Linked DNA regions of Homo sapiens: region 1 is linked to region 2. A link is a loop called in an ENCODE intact Hi-C map of the cell type or tissue named here. Cell type or tissue: HCT116. All regions are shown on one strand. Links, peaks and the distances in the headings refer to the core of each region. The heading gives the core; the rest is flanking DNA.

What was found. A loop is a pair of places that touch in the nucleus more often than their neighbours do. Peaks named below come from ENCODE experiments on the same cell type or tissue, not always from the same donor. Only the 100,000 strongest peaks of a DNase experiment are listed, where the experiment ranks them.
Region 1: it touches region 2 in a loop (4-fold over the local background); 15 of 110 quality-filtered maps call a loop at or near these places.

The regions. Positions count from the first base shown.
Region 1 is chr3:61,367,065-61,376,502 of GRCh38, forward strand. The region is part of intron 3 of LOC105377114 (a long non-coding RNA gene); the gene reads right to left. Among named protein-coding and RNA genes, the nearest start is that of FHIT, 120 kb to the left of the region's middle. In HCT116, for the core only: a CTCF peak has its summit at 4,245 (motif pointing left); a DNase peak (open chromatin) is centred at 4,247; H3K27me3 peaks cover 369 bases.
Region 2 is chr3:59,571,124-59,580,561 of GRCh38, forward strand. The region is part of intron 6 of CFAP20DC-DT (CFAP20DC divergent transcript); the gene reads left to right. Among named protein-coding and RNA genes, the nearest start is that of CFAP20DC-DT, 490 kb to the left of the region's middle. RefSeq lists a silencer at 4,320-4,614. In HCT116, for the core only: a CTCF peak has its summit at 4,467 (motif pointing right); DNase peaks (open chromatin) are centred at 4,206 and 4,518.

The DNA of each region.
Region 1 (9,438 bases), core at 3,191-5,690, 1.8 Mb after region 2:
CAGGACATAGACATGGGCAAGGGCTTCATGACTAAAACACCAAAAGCAATGGCAACAAAAGCCAAAACTGACAAATGGGATCTAATTAAACTAAAGAGCTTCTGCACAGCAAAAGGAACTACCATCAGAGTGAACAGGCAACCTACAGAATGGGAGAAAATTTTTACAATCTACCCATCTGACAAAGGGCTAGTATCCAGAATCTACAAAGAACTTAAACAAATTTACAAGAAAAAAATCAAACAACCCCATCAAAAAGTGGGCAAAGGATATGAACTGACACTTCTCAAAAGAAGACACTTATGCAGCCAAAAGACACATGAAAAAATGCTCTCATCACTGGTCATCAGAGAAACGCAAATCAAAACCACAATGAGATACCATCTCACACCAGTTAGAATGGCGATCATTAAAAAGTCAGGAAACAACAGGTGCTGGAGAGGATGTGGAGAAATAGGAACACTTTTACACTGTTGGTGGGACTGTAAACTAGTTCAACCATTGTGGAAGACAGTGTGGTGATTCCTCAAGGATCTAGAACTAGAAACACCATGTTCTCCCTCATAGGTGGGAATTGAACAATGAGAACACTTGGACATGGGGTGGGGAACATCACACACCAGGGCCTGTCATGGGGTTGGGGGGATGGGGGAGAGATAGCATTAGGAGATATACCTAATGTAAATGACGAGTTAATGTGTGCAGCACACCAACATAGCACATGTATACATATGTAACAAACATGCACCTTGTGCACGTGTACCCCAGAACTTACAGTATAATATAAATAAATAAACAAACAAAGAAATGATACCATCTAGTTATCTAAGCAACTCAGTCTATCTGGACATCTGCTTAGGGTGACTTGGGACAGCCAACTTGAAAAAAGGCAGCTCTGTTTTCTAGCACAGAGGCTGTAATTTTCTCCTCCCAGGTCACCCCTCCCCATACCGCCACACTTACATGCCCTTGGCCCTGCATCCTCAGGCTCTGGAGACTGGCCCAGTTAGGTTAAAAGCTCCTTCTTCCTTCCTTGCTGTTTACTCAACTTTCTTTCAAGAGTGAAAAGAAAAACTACCTTTGTGTTTGGATATTTACAATACATGGCGTCCTTTAAAAGTTGGATTTTTCTCTTGCCCATGTGTAAGGGCAGAATCCAAAGGAGCTTCTGGGAGGCCCGCTACAGCACACATGGAAGGCAGTGGGGATGTTCCTTGACTCAGTTATTTGCCTTTCCTGCTCAGTTAACATGAAGGACCTGTCAATGTCATTCTGTTTGAAGGCTGAGCATCACAGAGTAGTTTCCTTGACCCCACACTACTCAGCCATGCACATTTAACTTCAATGTACTTTAACTTAAATTCTAAGTCAACCTAAATGGTCTAAGCCAGGAATCAGCAAACATTTTCCTTTTTTTTTTTTTTCCTGAGACGAAGTTTTCCTCTGTCACCCAGGCTAGAGTGGAGTGTCAAGATCTCGACTCACTGCAACCTCTGCCTCCTGGGTTCAAGAAATTCTTCTGCCTCAGCCTCCAGAGTAGCTGGGATTATAGGCGCCCACCACTGTGCCTGGCTAATTTTTTTTTTTTTTTTTTTTTTGTATTTTTGGTAGAGACAGGGTTTCACCATGTTGGCCAGGCTGGTCTTGAACTCCTAACCTCCTGATCCACCCACCTCAGCCTCTCAAAGTGCTGGGATTACAGGCATGGACCACTGTGCCCAGACACATTTTCTTGAAGGAACAGATATTAAGCATCTTAGGTTTGTGGGTCATACATAGATTTACATAGTCTAAAGCTGATTTTAAGCGACAATAAAACTTAAACAGATGTGGCTGTGTTCCAATAAAACTATATTTGTAAAATCAGACAAGGAACACTGCAGGCTATAGTTTGCCATCTCCTGATCTAGGGAAGCTCTGTACTATCATAAAGCCAAGGCTTCTAATGCGACAGGGTAAACAGGTTAAGAAATCATCTCTTCCTAACTTTCACCGTATTCTTTTCTTCTCCTCCTTAGAAAGGAGCCAGGGCTTTATGTACTGGAGTACTGAGCTTCCCTTGCCCAGAGAAAACTTGAAGACTTTGTTTTTAAAAACCTCAAATTAGGCCAGGCATGGTGGCTCAGCCTATAATCCCAGCACTTTGGGAGGCCGAGGCAGGCAGATTACCTGAGGTCAGGAGTTCAAGACCAGCCTGGCCAACGTGGTGAAACCCCGATGTGCACCTGTGGTCCTAGCTACTCAGGAGCATGAGGAGGAAATCCCTTGAAGCCAGAGGCTGGAAGTTGCAATGAGCCAAGATTGTGCCACTGCACTCCAACCTGGGCTACAGAGCGAGATTCCAGCCTGGGTTACAGAGTGAGACTCCATCTCAAACAAAAAAAAATCCCTCAAATAACAGAGCAATATAATAATTATAAGAATAGTTGACCTTTACTGAAGGTTTACTAAGTGCCAGGCATGGTGCAAAGAATGCCTCATGACAATTACATTATTTCTTCCTCACCACAACCTTATGCAGCAGGGATTTATTGTCATTCTCACTTGCCAGGAAACTGAGGCTTAGGGAGCTCCAAGGCATAGAGAGGTCTGGGGAAAATGATGATTTCAACACAGGAAGGCTGATAACAGAGCCTGTGGCCTTAACTGCCACATGTATTAGAATGCTAGAACTGGAAGTGCCAGAGATGGAGGTTCTCAAAAATTGAAGTGATGGAAAATAACCTGAACCCAGAGAAAGCTGAATTACCCCAAAACCAGGGAATGAAAGGGCTCAGTGAAAGTGCAGACGCACGCCCCATTACCTATGATTGACAGGAGCTTTGATGGAGCAAGTATGTGAATCCCTGGGGACTGAGCACTAAGCTTAATGTTAAAAGATGGTATGAAGTCCCAGCAGCCACATCTGGCATGGAAGAGAAGAAAGAGGGGCTTCAGAACCAACCTCCCTGAAATGAACCCAGATTAGAGAGAAAAAAAGAGTCACCACTAATTGAGTTTTCTTTTTATTTATTTATCAATTTAATTAATTAATTATTTATTTTAACTTTTAGTTTAGGTTTGGGGGTACATATGAAGGTTTGTTACATAGGTAAACACTTGTCACAGAGATTTGTCATGGATATTATTTCATCACCCAGGTATCAAGCCCAGTACCCTGATTTTTCTTAATACTCATTAAGTCCCTGGAACCATTTTCCAGCCCTGAGGGGAGGGGGTACCCGAAATAACTCTGATTAGGCATCATGCCAAGTAGACTGGTGAGGTCTGAGTTAGATGTTATTTAATTTGGCAAACTAAAGAAATATGAGTTTCCTTATCATCAAGAATCATAGAACAAATCCATCCTACAAAACTGGGGCTTGAGGGAAGGGATGGTAAAGAGATGCTACCTGTGGTGATGGAGCAAAGAATAGGAAGCTTAAGTTTCTAGCTTGCATGAGTAGAGTTGGTCATTGAAGGAATGGGCTAGTTTTGAAGAATAAGAAGTGGAGTGGTGGGAGGTATAAATCATCTAATTCAAATTAGCAGGGCATGATGGTACATGCCTGTAGTCCCAGCTACTCAGGAGGCTGAGGTGGTGTATCGCTTGAGCCCAGGAGTTTGTAGCTGTAGTAAGCTATGATTGCCCTACTGTACTCCAGCCTGGGTGGCAGAGCAAGATTCTGCCTCTAAAAAATAAATAATAATAATAATCTGATTCAATCTTCATGATCATAGCAAAAAGTTACTCAACACTGTCCTAGGAACGCATACTAAACTTGCCTTCTGTTTCTATGCTAAACAATACTGGGACAAAACAATAAATTACTCAGTTCTTTGCTCCAAAGAATAACTACTCCTGGAAGATTAGACTGTCAACTAATTAAATAGCTTACTTATCAAAACTAACATCAACATTTGGTTCAAAGTTTCACCTTTTTCCCACCAATCAAAAATTAGTATGCCATAACCTCAGCCCAATTCCAATCAGTTTCTGCTTTGCAAGACTAGCCTGAAAAATCACCCTAAACTCTACAGATATCTTTCCCTGACCTCTTCCTTCTGAGACACGACTAGAAGTCTATGAACGTGTTCTCCCTACTGGAATAAGTCTAAAAACTCAGCTTTGCTTGGTCAACAGGCTTTTCTGATGGTCCTTCTGAGGAGTCAGCAGTTGACAATGCAATTGGAACAATTAAAAAATAGTAGGAAATGAATATCATTTAGAGATACTAAGGTAATCACTTGAAAACAGAAATGGTTAAAAGGGTCTCCCTCTGGTGGTGGGGAGGGGACAGAGCAGGGGACAACTGCATTCATGACAAGTCTTTCTGTACAGCTTTTTAAACATGTGTGCATATTACTTTGATAAAAACATATCAAACATTTTAAAAATAGTAGTAATGCAGTGGCTGTTAGGCACTTTTCTCCAACCAAGAGAGCCAGCACTACTCCTTCTGGATTTAACCCTAAAAACAATATAATACGGAGGTAACAAAGAAACATTACAAGTATGTCCATCCCTGTTACACAGACAGAAAAGTCATAGCATAATAAGTATATTTTACAGGCACAGGGATGAGACCAAGGGCATGGAAATATTGCCAGAGTCTGTGCTGTAGGACTTCCTACAGATTATGATTGTTTCAATGAGTTGACCTAAATGAGTTTGGAATTGGGTCCCACTCCATACCCCCACTTCCATCTGCTCAGGCTACACACATTCCCAGCCAACTTCTACTCTGAACTCACCTCCAACAAGAAAGTGTCACGAGGGAAGAAGTCATTTTTCTTATAGGACAGACCATCTTCCTGGGCCTCAATTATTTTTTAATCTTAAATCTTAGAAAGGAAATTACCTTTTCAGATTGGAAACCACTTTCTGCCTAGCTCCAGCTTGAGTTGACCTATGAAGCATTTTGCTATGAGAGTGCTGTGTTCTTAGTATTTGGAAGACCGATGGAACATTGAGGGGAGGTTATGGAAGTAATTTGAGAGGTCTCAGCAGACCAAATGCAAATATACTTCTGTTCAAAAAATAAATATGTATGTGAAGAGCTTCTTTGAAAGAACTTGTTTTGTTTTGTTTTGTTTTGTTTTGTTTTGTTTTGTTTTGTTTTTTTGAGGCAGAGTCTCACTCTGTTGCCGAGGCGGGAGTACAGCAGTGTGATCTCAGCTCACTCAGCCTCGACCTCCCAGGCTCAAGCCATACTCCCACCTCAGCCTCCCAAGTAGCTGGTACTACAGGCGTGTGCCACCAAGCCCAGTTACTTTTTTGTATTTTTAGTAGAGGCGACGTTTCTCCATGTTGCCCAGGCTGGTCTCAAATGCCTGAGCCTTAACTCAAGCAATCTGCCCTCCTTGGCTTCCCAAAGTGCTGAGATAACAGGTGTGTGCCATGGGGTCAGGCCTTGAAAGTATATTTTTATATACATCCATGTGCACACACACACACACACACAAACACGCGCACAAATACACACAAATGCCATCGGCAAAGATCCTTTTTTTCCATTTTAAAAACCATAAAACAAGTTGAGTCTGGATCTCCTTTCCCCCAGACCTTGGAACAAAAAAAAAGCTATTCACTGAGTCAAGCCTGTCACCCCCACACTTCAGAATCCAACACAGAGTTGGCTCAGATACACTTTCGTGACAGCAGTGTGACTTTTTTGAAAACTTCAACCCCTAGTTGAGGTAAGGGATATACTAACAAGTGTTTACTCAATAATCATTTGTTCAATAACATCTGCTGCACATCTCTACCTCCCAGGCACAGTACTAGAAACTGGAGATAGAGGTGGACATGACCAAAGTTCCTGTCCACAAAAAGTTACGGTCTAGTGCTTTTTGAGTAGTAAGTGCATTATAAAAATTTGATGACTAAGTGAATTAGTAAAAAATTATGTCTAAAATATAATATAATCACACCTGAGTGGTAGACCTGTCTTTAAAAATATTTTTCATGTCAATAAAAAGAAACTAAATTGGGAAAATATACTATGATAGGAGATATCTATGAAGATACCTTAGGGAGAAAAGACAGATACAAATCTCTATACACAGTTTTGCTTGTTAATGAGAAATATATACATATATATGTATTTCTTCCATGGAGATATATATATATATATCTCCATGGAAGAAAAAATAAGTCTATAATGAAGCAATCCAAAGTGTTAACTCTAATTTTTGTTAGAATTAGAAAGTATTCGTTTTCATATTTCTACTTTTCTATTTTTTTCAATTCTTCTGTACTAAACACACATTCTATATATAGGAGGAAATTTTATTTTTAGTAGAGAAAAAAATCACTATGGTAATTCCGCACATAGTAATAGAACTAGAATGAAGAGATCTTCAGAAAACATACCAGACTGACAAGCTAACCTCATTTCTATCAACTTTTCCTCGGTATCACAAGACAACTTTATTTTTGGTTCTCAAACCTTATATCTGAGCGGTGTGGGAGTTGCTAATGTACAGAAAAGAAACCAGCAACTCTGGCTCTGGAAGAAAACAGAAGAAACCTTTACAGCAGCACAATCCAGGAAACAATAAGGAACTTGTTTAAGGCAGCATACACCTGGCGCAGCAGATCCCTTAAAATCACACAAGCCTGGAAATGTTGTTAAATGGCCTCTTGTTATTTTTATTTCATAAGTTCCTGAACTCACGAAATTTCTAATAGTACATTTCATATTTAGTTTCTATTAAAGGAAGTTTTCATTCAACATAAATGGTAAGTATCATAGAAGAAACAGACAATAGCAGTTACAATAATAGCTAATGACTTTTATATGCTTACTATGTTCCAGGCACTGTACTATCCATCGCGCATGCAATTATTTCATGTAAAGGGGATTCTGAGCCCCATGAAATAAGTCCCATTCTTATTATACTTAAGGAGGAGGAAACTGAAGAGAGATGATAAGGAACTCACCGAAGATCCTAATGCTCAGTAGAAGAGCTGGCCTCAAACCCAAGTCTGACTGCACTTCACATCCCTAATGACTCAGCTTCTTAATTATTTACTGTTGTTTTTCTGTCCCTGTACCAAGAAATTTTCAAATTTTCAATATTGTTTCTAAAAACTGAGAGGGGAGAAAATGCAAAGTTTAAGCTTTAACAACCTCTATTTACCCCTTTCCCATCTTCCTTTCATTTTTTTAAAGAAAGTAAGGCTTTGGAGAAGGAAACATCCTAATAACTTCATTAAGGCTGAAAGAATCAGCCGTTACATATTATTTGATTGTTTTCACATCGTTTTTTGTCTTCTATCTTTTACTGAAGAAACACATGCCACATCATATTTGGTATTTCAACCAGTCTCAAGGGGTTTGATACAGAGAACAGCGTAGGCAGAATAATGGTCCCTCTGATTAATGTATTGCTTCAACTTAATATTTAGAATGTAGTGGAAACAATCAATAGGCACATACTCTTCTTGGGAGTTACAAATGTTTATTTAAACAAACTCAATGTTTCCTTTGTGTATACTGCACTCAACAGCTTGAAAATGGTTAGAAAACATCTACACTCTTGAAAATCTCAGGTAAAATGCTAGTGAATGGGAGAGGAATTGTGTGCGACAACAACAGCATGTACACACTTAAGGAGCATTATTCTCTTCTATTATTTGATACTTGAGTAAACTTGGTACTTGCTAAGTTGGGTTTGGACAAAATGTCCCACTCCTATTCAAAATCATGACAGCAAAACCGAAGCGGTTTTTCTCAACCTTCAGAGCCCTTAAGAAACATGGAGACTCATAAGCTCCAACTTCAGAAACTCCAGCTGCACTGGGCACCTGGGAATGAATACTTGACAAGCTTCCCCTGCTATTTGGATGCAGGTGGCATAATTCATACTTCAAGAAATACTGCTGTGAATAGGAGTGAATAAAAGCATGGGCTATAGAGTTGGCCATATCTATATTTAAATAATGGACCCTCCACTCACGGACATGGTGTCCTGAGTTGAACAACATAATCTCTCTAAGCCTCAGCTTCTATATCCATGAAATAGGAGGATAACAAGAGTATCTTGCAGAGTTGTGAGAGTGTGTGTGTGTGTGTGTGTGTGTGTGTGTGTGTGTGTGTGTGTGGAGAGAGAGAGAGAGAGGGGGAAAGAGAGAGAATGTTTGAATATATATATAATTACTATTTGAAAAGAGGAATCCTGTAGGCTCTAAAACCCTTGCTGGCTTGCTCTATTTCTCAGTCTTCTCTCAAGGATATTGATTCACCTTTGCATTTTTCTCTTAGTTAATCTTCCATGAGTATTAATTGTAGTTTGCTTTGATCATGAAGTCCCAAAATTTGTAAAAGCCTTATTAGGCATTCAAACAGTTCCTTCTACATTTCAAAATATTAGAACATCAGGAGAGTCTACTGCCTAATTTGGCCTTAGTTTGTACAATAATTGTAACTGGTCTCCTCGGATCTGTTCATGCAGAGCATAAATCCCTAAGAATGGAAGACCAATTAATTAGTTATTAAAGTATAGTGCAGATGTTTTCTAATAAGAGCATTCTATATATCTATTGATTTTTAAAGGATGCACACACACACAAGTGGACACTAAAATCTTTCTATTGCCAGGCGCCGTGGCTCACGCCTGTAATCCCAACAGTTTAGGAGGTCTAGGCAGGGGGATCACTTGAAGTCAGGAGTTCAAAACCAGCCTGGCTAACATGGTGAAACCCCGTCTCTACTAAAAATACAAAAATTAGCCAGGTGTGGTGGTGCACGCCTGTACTCAGGAGTCAGCCTGAGAATCACTTAAACCCACAAGGAGAAGGTTGCAGTGAGCTGAGATCGCATCACTGCACTCCAGCCTGGTCGTGACAAAGCAAGACTCTGTCTCAAAAATATGTAAATAAAATAAAATAAAATAAAATCTTTCTATTATGTTAGAACAATACATTAGTTGGAATTTCAGTTTCTACAACTTATAGAACTTTTACAAAAACATTATGCTATAGGCTGGGTGCAGTGGCTCACGCCTATAATCCCAGCACTTTGGGAGGCCGAGGTGGGTGGATCTCTTGAGCCCAGGAGTTCAAGACCATCATGGACAACATGGCGAAACCCCATCTTTACTAAAAATACAGAAAAAAATAGCCAGGCATGGTGGTGCTGGCCTGTAATCCCAGCTACTCGGAAGGCTGAGACATGAGAATCACTCGAACCCAGGAGGTGGAGGTTGCAGTAAGCCGAGATTGCACCGCTGCACTCCTGCCTGGGTGATAGAGCAAGACTCTGTCCCCCACTCAAAAAATATGCTATAGTTTGTATCAATACTATAAAGCTGAGTGAAAACATGTTTTAATTTGAAATTCAGGTTTCCAGGGCATTTGTGGGTTTGACTTTTTTATTAATATGTAATAGTCATACAGTTAAGCACCTAAATCCTAAGGGCTTAATGAATCTTGGCAAAGTGGGCACACTCCTG
Region 2 (9,438 bases), core at 2,963-5,462:
ATCTTTTCGTAACAGCCAGAGAGACTTCTCTGGTAGTATGTATGGATTTTGATAATCTGGCAATTCAGTCATTTAATAAATAGTGAGGACCAGTGACATTTTAGACATTAGTTGAGTAACCAGGGAGGGAGACTGAGCTCTTCTCTTGGGAAACTCATCTGAAGAAGAGATGCAAAATGTGATGAAGGGATTTAACCAGGGCATCACTTGTGAAAGAGAAATTTAAACAGTGTATTCCTGGAGGCTGGGTGTGATGGTTCACACCTGTAATCCCAGCACTTTGGGAGGCCAAGGAGGGTGGATCATGAGGTCAGAAGTTCGAGACCAGCCTGGCCAATATGGTGAAACCCCATCTCTACTAAAAATACAAAAATTGGCTGGGCATGGTGGCTCACGCCTGTAATCCCAGCACTTTGGGAGGCCAAGGTGGGTAGATCATGAGGTCAGGAGTTTGAGACCAGCCTGCCCAATATGGTGAAACCCCATCTCTACTAAAAATACAAAAATTAGCTGGGCATGGTGGCATGCATCTGTAGTCCCAGTTACTTGGGAGGCTGAGGCCAAAGAATCGCTTGAACCCAGGAGGCACAGGTTGCAGTGAGTCAAGATTGCTCCAAGGCACTCCAGCCTGGGCAACAGAGTGAGACTCCGTCTCAAACAAACAAACAAACAAAAAACAAGTGGATTTCTGAAGGTTCAGTTCCTCCTTGGTGGTAGGGAAGAGAAGAAGGGGATGCTGTCATCTAATTTTATATTATCAATACACAAACACTGTTCTCCTAGAGACAAATTTTCCCCAGATGGGCTGGTTGTTGCTTTGCCTCTGGTCCAAACAGGACCATCTCTCATGAGTCATTCTCACTTTGTTGCCCTCAAAGTGCAGGTAGTTGTGGAAAAAAACAAAACTTTAAGCATCCTCAACTCCAGCCTAAATGAGAAAGCTGTTGTCCTGTGCAGCCTATGGAAACTCTTGAGGAATGAACCAGAGACCGCGTCCCTTAGTAGACAGCTGAGCAGCCCTTCCTTATCCAACCACCATCTTTCACCACAAGGCATGTCCTTATGGCTGTCATTTAAAATCCCACCTCAGCTTTTATTTTTTCCAGGTTGCTGCAGTTTTAATGCCTATTTTCAGAAGCAGGATGAATCTGAGATACACAATCTGCCAGTTGACCTAGCTTCTTACAATTCAGTGATTCATTTCAAAATCTCTCCCTGTGAATCTTGAGAAATCAAGCTTAAGGATAGTGTTAAGTTGTACAGAAGGTCTTTGTTCTTCCCACTTTTGGCTAAATTAGAATCGGTTTGTCTTGGACTTATTCTACGCCTTTCTACTAGAACTTACCGAGATCTTTTATTTCCTAACTGTATTTAAATTTTCTTTTTAATGTAAGTCCTTGAGAGTTGGCTTTTGTCCTCCAAACAGGTAGTAGCCTCATCATACAGCTGGAAGTGCCCTTCTTCCCCTCAGTTCTTCCTGCAGCTCCCAACTTGAAGTCCACCCCCCTCCTGGAGGCCTTCCTTCAGCACCAGCAGCTAAACACACCTGTTTTTGAGGCTCCCACGCCTCCCCCAACAAATGAAAAGCCAAATCAAGGGCCCAAATTTGCAGAATAATTAAAATTATATCATTTGTCTATCACAATGAAAGATACAATGGGACTCAAATTCACTGACACACAAGAAGATGGAGAGTTCATTAAAAGAACATGTAGCATAGAAGCTGAGTCCTGCGGTGTGGTGGTGAGGTCCTGGCACAGGACTGATCAGAGCCGCAAGTGTGACATCTTTCGGTCTGTAAGTTGCCCCCTGCACCTTTGCAAGGCTCCGCAGCATTGGGAATAGGAGGCCCTTTGAAATGAGAGGCCTGGCCAAACACTGCTGGGTTTTCTCTGTGTTCAGTGGATCTTTTTCCCCATTGTTCACCAGCACAGTGTCCTGTTCATTTCCTTTAAAGCATATCTTCCAATTTGTAACTATTTTACTTACTTTACCTGTTTGCATTCTGTGCCCTTCCCTTGCCCCCACCAGAATGTAAACTCCATGAAGGTGGGGTACATGTAGTATGTAATGCAGTCTCCTGGTCTCCCCAGCAGTCTCAGTGCCTGGCCTCCTGTAGACCCTGTGAGAGTGACAGTGCCATTCGCAGGGCCTGTTGGTGGTAGGGATGGGTAGGTGTGAGCAGTCCACCACACCTGAGGGCATGGAAGATGGTCCGCTAGTCCTGCCGTGTTGGGCAGTGGTTTAACACCAAGGCCAACCCCCAGTCTGGCAACTGAACTATTTCATGCTGTTTATCAGCAGTGCCCCTCCTCAGCTCCACGAGCTGCATGGGTCTGTGGTTGAGCTAAGTTTATTCAGTTTCAATAATAAATATAAATAAATATGAAGACTAAATAAATGGATAAGACTTTTGTCCCTTGGTCTTTGTTTTCCTGTTGGTCTCTATCTCTTTCATGTTCTCATATGACTGTACTGACCCATCCCTGATTCTCGCTGGGTTCCTGTTTCCCAGAACCTCCTTCTTTCACTCTAGCCATCACTCATCTGTGATCTCTCAAGTTGGATCCCCATTGTCAGTACCGGGGAGCCTCTGCTTGTGATCATAAGACTCCATCATGTCAATGACCTCTCATGCTCTTGCATTACGGTAGTCCACCCTTATCTTCAGGTGACCATTCCAAGACCCCCAGTGGATGTCTGAGACCACGAATGGTACAAAACCCTGTATACCTATATATACTATATTTTTTTCCTATACATACATGTCTATGATAAAGTTTAATATAAATTAGGCACAGTAAGAAATTAATGACAACAATAATAAAAATGGAACAATTACAACAATATCCCAGCATCACTACTCTTATGCTTTGGGGCTTTTAATAAGTACAATACAGGTTCCGTGAACACAAGCACGCAGTCCCTTGGCAGTCGATCTAATAAACAAACTCGCTGCCAAGTGACTAATGGGCAGGGAGTGTGGACAGTGCAGACACACTGGACAAAGGGAGGATTCACATCCCAGGCAGGACAGAGCAGGATTTCATCACACTCAGAGAGCATGCAATTTAAAATTGATGAATTGTTTATTTCTGGAGTTCTCCATTGAATATCTTCTGACTTCCAATTGACTTTGGGTAACTGGAACCATGAAAGCAAAATTGTGCATAAGGAGTATTACTGTGTTTGGTCTTTCCATGTTAAATTAAGTATTTAGATCAAACATAGGGATTGGAAATGTGAATTCTGGAGCCAGGCAGCCTGGGTTCAAGTCCCAGCTCCACCAGTGGCAAGCTAGAAATCCTTGTGTAAGCTGCTGGGACTGTCTGTGCCTCAGTTTTCTCACCTGTAAAATAAGGATAGTAATTGTATCTTCTTCAGAGAGTTGTTGTAAGGATTAAATGCCTTAATCCATGAAAACACATGTGACAATGCCTGGCATATGGTAAGTGCTCAACATGGGTCAGCTTCTGTATGGTCTACACATTAATGCATTTGGCTCAGAAGCAGTCTCCTAGAGTCCTCTTCCTAGGTGCTAAGAGCCTTCCATTGTGTGTGAGGCTTTCTCTGTGTTGAAATGTGTGTTTAAAATAAGGACTTGGGCCGGGCGCGGTGGCTCACGCCTGTAATCCCAGCACTTTGGGAGGCCGAGGTGGGCGGATCACGAGGTCAAGAGATCGAGACCATCCTGACTAACACGGTGAAACCCCGTCTCTATTAAAAATACAAAAAATTAGCCGGGCGTGGTGGCGGGCGCCTGTAGTCCCAGCTACTCGGGAGTCTGAGGCAGGAGAATGGCGTGAACCCAGGAGGCGGAGCTTGCAGTGAGCCGAGATCGCGCCACTGCACTCCAGGGTGACAGAGCGAGACTCCGTCTGAAAAAAAATAAAAAATAAAATTAAATAAAATAAGGACTTGACAAGAGCTGCTCACTGCCCAGGAGAGGTGGAACCTGGCGCAGTAAGCCCTGGGGTTGGACAGCATCTCTGTTCACCCAGCTCAGTGGGGGTGGCCCCTGCCTCAATTCCTGGTGGGCTGCATTGTCTCACACATGGTGGAGGCCCTGGGGAGAGGAAGGGACATAGCCAAGGAGACCTGGAGCCTGTGGCGGCCTAAGCCTCCAGCAGAGGCCAGAAGGCAACAGGCTTTGATGTGCTGCCAGGCTAAGAATGGGGCAAAATGCCAAGGAACAGAGTGATTGGCACCTCAGGCCTGCTGTCTCTGAATTATCATCTGCTTCTAGAGTTGCAAAGGCAGGTGTTGTCCTGAGAGACAGGCAGGGACAGATGCCACACATGCAGGAGCATGGCAGACGGATTCAAGCTGTGACCCTCCAGAGACCACAGTGATGGCTGGGTCCTCCATGCCCCCTTGGATCTCAAACCACCGGGCAGGTGACTGTCAGCCTTCCTGCACCTTTACCACCCCCGTAGTTACGGGTCTGTGGGCAGCTTCTCCCGAGCAGTTCTCCGAGTGGCCAGCAGATGGCGGAATTTCTCTTGTGTTCCAGACAGAGGCTTTCAATTGGCGTAGCATTTCCACTGCTGAGAACCAGGGAGAATTAAGTACTGGTAACATTTTGAAAATAAAATGTAGCAGGCAAAATACCTTGGAGACCACAAATTGGGAGAGCCTTTTAATTTTTTTAATTTTTCAGAAAAAAGATGAAATATACATTAGAATTTACAAAACACTTTTATATTCATCATCTCACCGTAAAAAGGGAAAAGATGAAAATCAGTTTTAACCCCCTTTTGGAAAACAGGTAGGCTGCAGCTGAGTCTTCCATCTGCATGATTGTTAGACTGTAAATTGGATCACTCGGTGCTAGTATGTGACAATATTATTATTGCTGTAATGATATTGATAATGAGAATATCAGAAATAATAGCTGCTATTTATTAAATGCCACTATGGGCTAAGCATTTTACATGCATTATCTTGTTTAATCCATAGAATAACAACACGATGCAGGGATACACAGTGATTTACTGTTGAATCTTGAGACTATAGCAGCAGCCTCGTGCTTATTGTCCCAGAAGTAACTCAGCATCACCAGACAAAAGCCACCAAGAGTTAACTCACAGCGGGATTCGTCCTCTCAAATAAAAACATGCCAACCTGTCCCTTTTGCTTAGAATTTAATTCTGCTACTATTTTCCTCTGTCCTGCTTAGCAGAACATACTACATATTACATTAATAATAACAGCAACAATAATAACAACTATCATTTATTCAATGCCTAGTATGTGCCAGGTGCTATTCTAAGAAAATCTTAAAACCTCACAGCAGCATTACTGGGTAGGAACTTTTAATCACCACTTTACTGATGAGGGAAATAAAGCCCAGAGAGGTCTGGCAGTACTTCTAAAGTCACACAGCTAGCAAACAGCAGTTAACTCCAGGGGTGGGAATCTGTCACTAAGTTAATGGCCCTCGTGTCTTAATTGTCTGAATGAATTTCCTACTGTATATTCCTTGGTTTCATCCCAGCGTCATCATTAGTCTGACGTTCTGCTTGTAAGAGCATTTTCTTGATGTTCCATTCTTTGCCTCCATGGGATTTTTTTTTTTTATGGTGAGTTTTGCCTCTGAGCTTGTGTCCATGCTAATTCCAAACCAAAAATACAGTCCCAGTTGGTGAGTCCAGATTGGTGGTAGGGACACACTCCATATCCCAAGATAACCCTGTATTTCTAAATTATTGGAGGGATTTGACTGTTTGGCAGAGCAAATGGGCATGCAAGATGTTCATCTCAGCAGAGTTATTTTACGTCTTTTTTGAGTGTGTCTCTTTTCTCTGGCTCAGAAGAAAGGGCACTGTAGGATGACTATAACTAACAGTAATTTATTATATATTTTAGATAGCTAGAAGAGAGGCTTTTGAATATCCCCAACAGAAAGAAATGATTGATGTTTGAGTTGATGTATGTGAATTATCTTGATTTGACCTCTATACATCGTACATATTGTAACTTCATGTTATACCCCATAAGTATGTACAATTATTATTTATCAATTAAAAATAAAATAAAAAGAAGCAAAGGGCACTTTGCTTCCTTCCTCAGCAGGTGTCTCATGGCCAGCACTGGCCGGAGTGTCACAGTTCTGAAGCCTTAACTTAGATCTCTCTCTGTTGTTCTCTCCCCCTCTCCCCTCTCTCCTTTGTCCCTACTCCACTTTCCTTCCTCTCTTGTGTGCTCTATTTCCAGACACACTTTTGGGTACCCCATTTGGATGAGAAAATACAGGTTAGGTGTACATATCAGCTTCCTGTGTGCTGTCAAACTTTCTTTATAACATTTGGATTTTGGAAGTGCCTCATGGGTGTATAGGATGGATTTTTGCCAGAAGGGCTTATTTTCAGGCCTCGTGAATACCTCTATCAGGTGAAGACAGCTGTCTCTTAACAACTCAAGTAATAGTGCCTGAGGCCTGGTTAGAAATCCTGTTGCCTCTGCAAATGGGACTGTGGCTGGTATCTGGGTTCCCCGTTCTCAGCCTTCACATCCCAGTTCCCAAAAGTCTCAATTCCCAAGGCTCAGGTGGACCACTTCCTTCCTTTCTGCTGCCAGAGAAAGACATCCTGTTTTAGGGGCTACCCTCCAAGTCAGGAGCTGCCATCAGTACTCAGAGGGTAGTACCAGCTGCAGAATGCATTTCAGAGCTCAGGGAGCCTTGAGGCAGGACAGGCTGGAGGTTTCCTGCAGTCAGTTTACCGGGAGAACGTTTTCAGAGTGGGGTCTGTGGAATGTTATTGGCTACCACATGTACATAGGCATACGTGCGCTCTCTCTCCCTCTTTTTCTTTCTCTTTTTTTCTCTCTCTCTCTCTCACTCTGTCACACACACACACACACACACACACACACACACAGTCACACTGCTACAACCAGGATACAAAATGGTTCCCTGGCTGAGCAAGCCCCGGGAACATTGGATTAAACTGTTTTCTCTCAAAGGTCTTAATTCTAAAAAAGGGTCACAGCTTGGAGGGTTTTCTACATTTTTTTAGGCCAAGGAGTCTCTTCTGGCAGACCATGTCATGGGGCTGGTCATCTGTGGAACACACTTTTGGAAACTCCACACTTGAGATATAGTTGTAAGTGCTAGTTCTTGTCTAAAGGCAGAAAAGTACCTCTTTGCCAAACACCCAGCTCAGCCCTTGAGGAGGGAGGCAACGGGATGTAGCTGTGCTGTGTGCCACTCCCTTGGAATGAGCAATGCCCAGGCAAGACCAGGCCTCTGTGTCAACAACCCATTACTCTCTTTTGTGCACACTTCTCAGTGTGGGCTTCAGTCCCCACCCTCCATGTTTTTCCTAGGGGTCCACAAGTTCACTCTGTGAGTCATTGTCACTTAACCTCAGGGTAGCTTTTGGGGCTGGCCTTATCTTCTGAGAGTTCCCATTTTGGCAGATCTTCTGAGCTCTTCCACCAGCATCATGGTCTCCATGTATGCCTGGATGCAGCTCTTCTAATGAGACTGATCCCCAAAGCTTGGAAACCTCCATGGTACTAGTCTGGCACTGCCAGCACCATACCATGGTGTTCCTCCCAGAGCAGGGCAGTACTGACACTCAGGACATTACTGGGATTGAATATCAGACACCATGACTTCCTTTGTATGGCCCTGCCCATGCCTCTCTGTCCTCAGGCCACTTCAGGCCCTGCGGACCAGATACTTCTTGCCTCCCTGCAAATCTTTCATGAAAAAAACAGCCCCGCTATAACAGGGCTACAAAAGGCAAAGGTAGCAGTCTAGTTTGGGGTCTTCTTAGAAGCAGTAGGTTTGGGGATTGGGTTGGGGGAGGCCTCTAACATCTTAGCCCAGCATCTTGGGACAGTGGATGTTACTACCTCATGACTGTTGTTAACCTGACCTTTCCTACATCTGCCCTAATACAGAAACTAGGACTCTGTATCTCATCTCTGTCATCCTACAGTGAGGTGAATGCAGAGATCCTGCACTGATGTGAAGCCCATCTGGGATCTCTAGACACAAGGCCACCGGCATGAGCATGGCAGCCCAGGGAGAATACAGATGGTGTACCTCTATGCCAAACGGATCAGAATGCTTCATACATGTAGCACAGATTAAAGGCTCCAATGACACCTTGAGTCAGGATTTTAGGAAATGAACAGAGATTCTAAGTCTCTCAAAAGCCACTCCAGACATAAAAACAAAATACAATAAATTATCCTAGACTGGAACCTTTACTAAAGGGAAAATATTGGCCAAAGGGCATCATCCTAACAATTGCCAAAGTTAGAGAATGCACTGTAGGTTACATAAAAATGGTACCTCAAAGGTAAATTTCCTGAATGTGATAAATGCACTGTGGTAACGTAAGAGAACATCTTTATTCTTAGGAGGCATACCCTGAAATATTAAGAGGTTAAGGGACATAAAATATGCAACCTACTCTCAGTAGTTCATAAAAAATACTAATAAATATCTACAAGATAAATTCTTTAAAATTCATTAATCTGGGTGAAGAATACATTATTTTTGTATTTATTTGTCACATTTTTCTGTAAGTTTGAAAATATCTCAAATATTATCCAAGGGGGTAGTTGTTTAGAGATGAATTTCATCTCTGTGATGTAAAACATGCAAAAATATATCCCAAAACCAAGACCTGCAGAAACTGAGTTGGATATTTGCCCTGGTCTCCTTAGCCCAGGGGTCCCAGTGCTCCATGAGGCCACTACCCGGAGCTAGATGAAAAGCCAGGCCTCCTGAACTGGTCCTTGATGGGGGATCTTAGCCTTTTCTCCCTTTAGAGGAGTTGATGGCCAGATGTGGGGAATTCTGGCTGAAAGTAGAGGCATAAATGCAAAGATAGCACAACACTATTTTGGTGAAAGTTGGGAAGTCTTTTTGCTTCACCTAACAAGGTCTGCATGTTTTTATGAATGCTAACCTTATTACAAGGTATATGAACTCCAACCTGGCATTCATAGATCCCCAGAGCCCATGATAATGACTCAAAGGCATGCTACAAAGTAAATGATCAAATTCTATGATCATTTGTTGCCCCATAATTAGAAACTGGCCATCCAGGTATTTCCCCCAATGGTGCCTCTGACCTGCACCCAGACAGACCTATGACCTGTGAGCTGCTGTCCCCACTTGCCTCCCCCATCACCCAGCTCTCCCAGCACTTAGTGCCCAACCACTGGGTGGAAACTTCCAGTCTTCAGGATCCACCTTGACAACTCCAACAAGTCTGCTTCTGTGTGTTCCTCAGGCTGTCAGCAGCAGGGGTGACAGAGTATAGGGGGGCACCATGAAGTGGTGAAAAGAGCCTCTCCTCCATAGCCTGTCACATTTTGTCGCTCAGACCTCAAGGCCACCCTGTTCACACCCGGAGTCTCCCCATTTATCCTAGGAACTGCGATTCTGCTTTGAGCTGAAATGTTGCCAAGCCT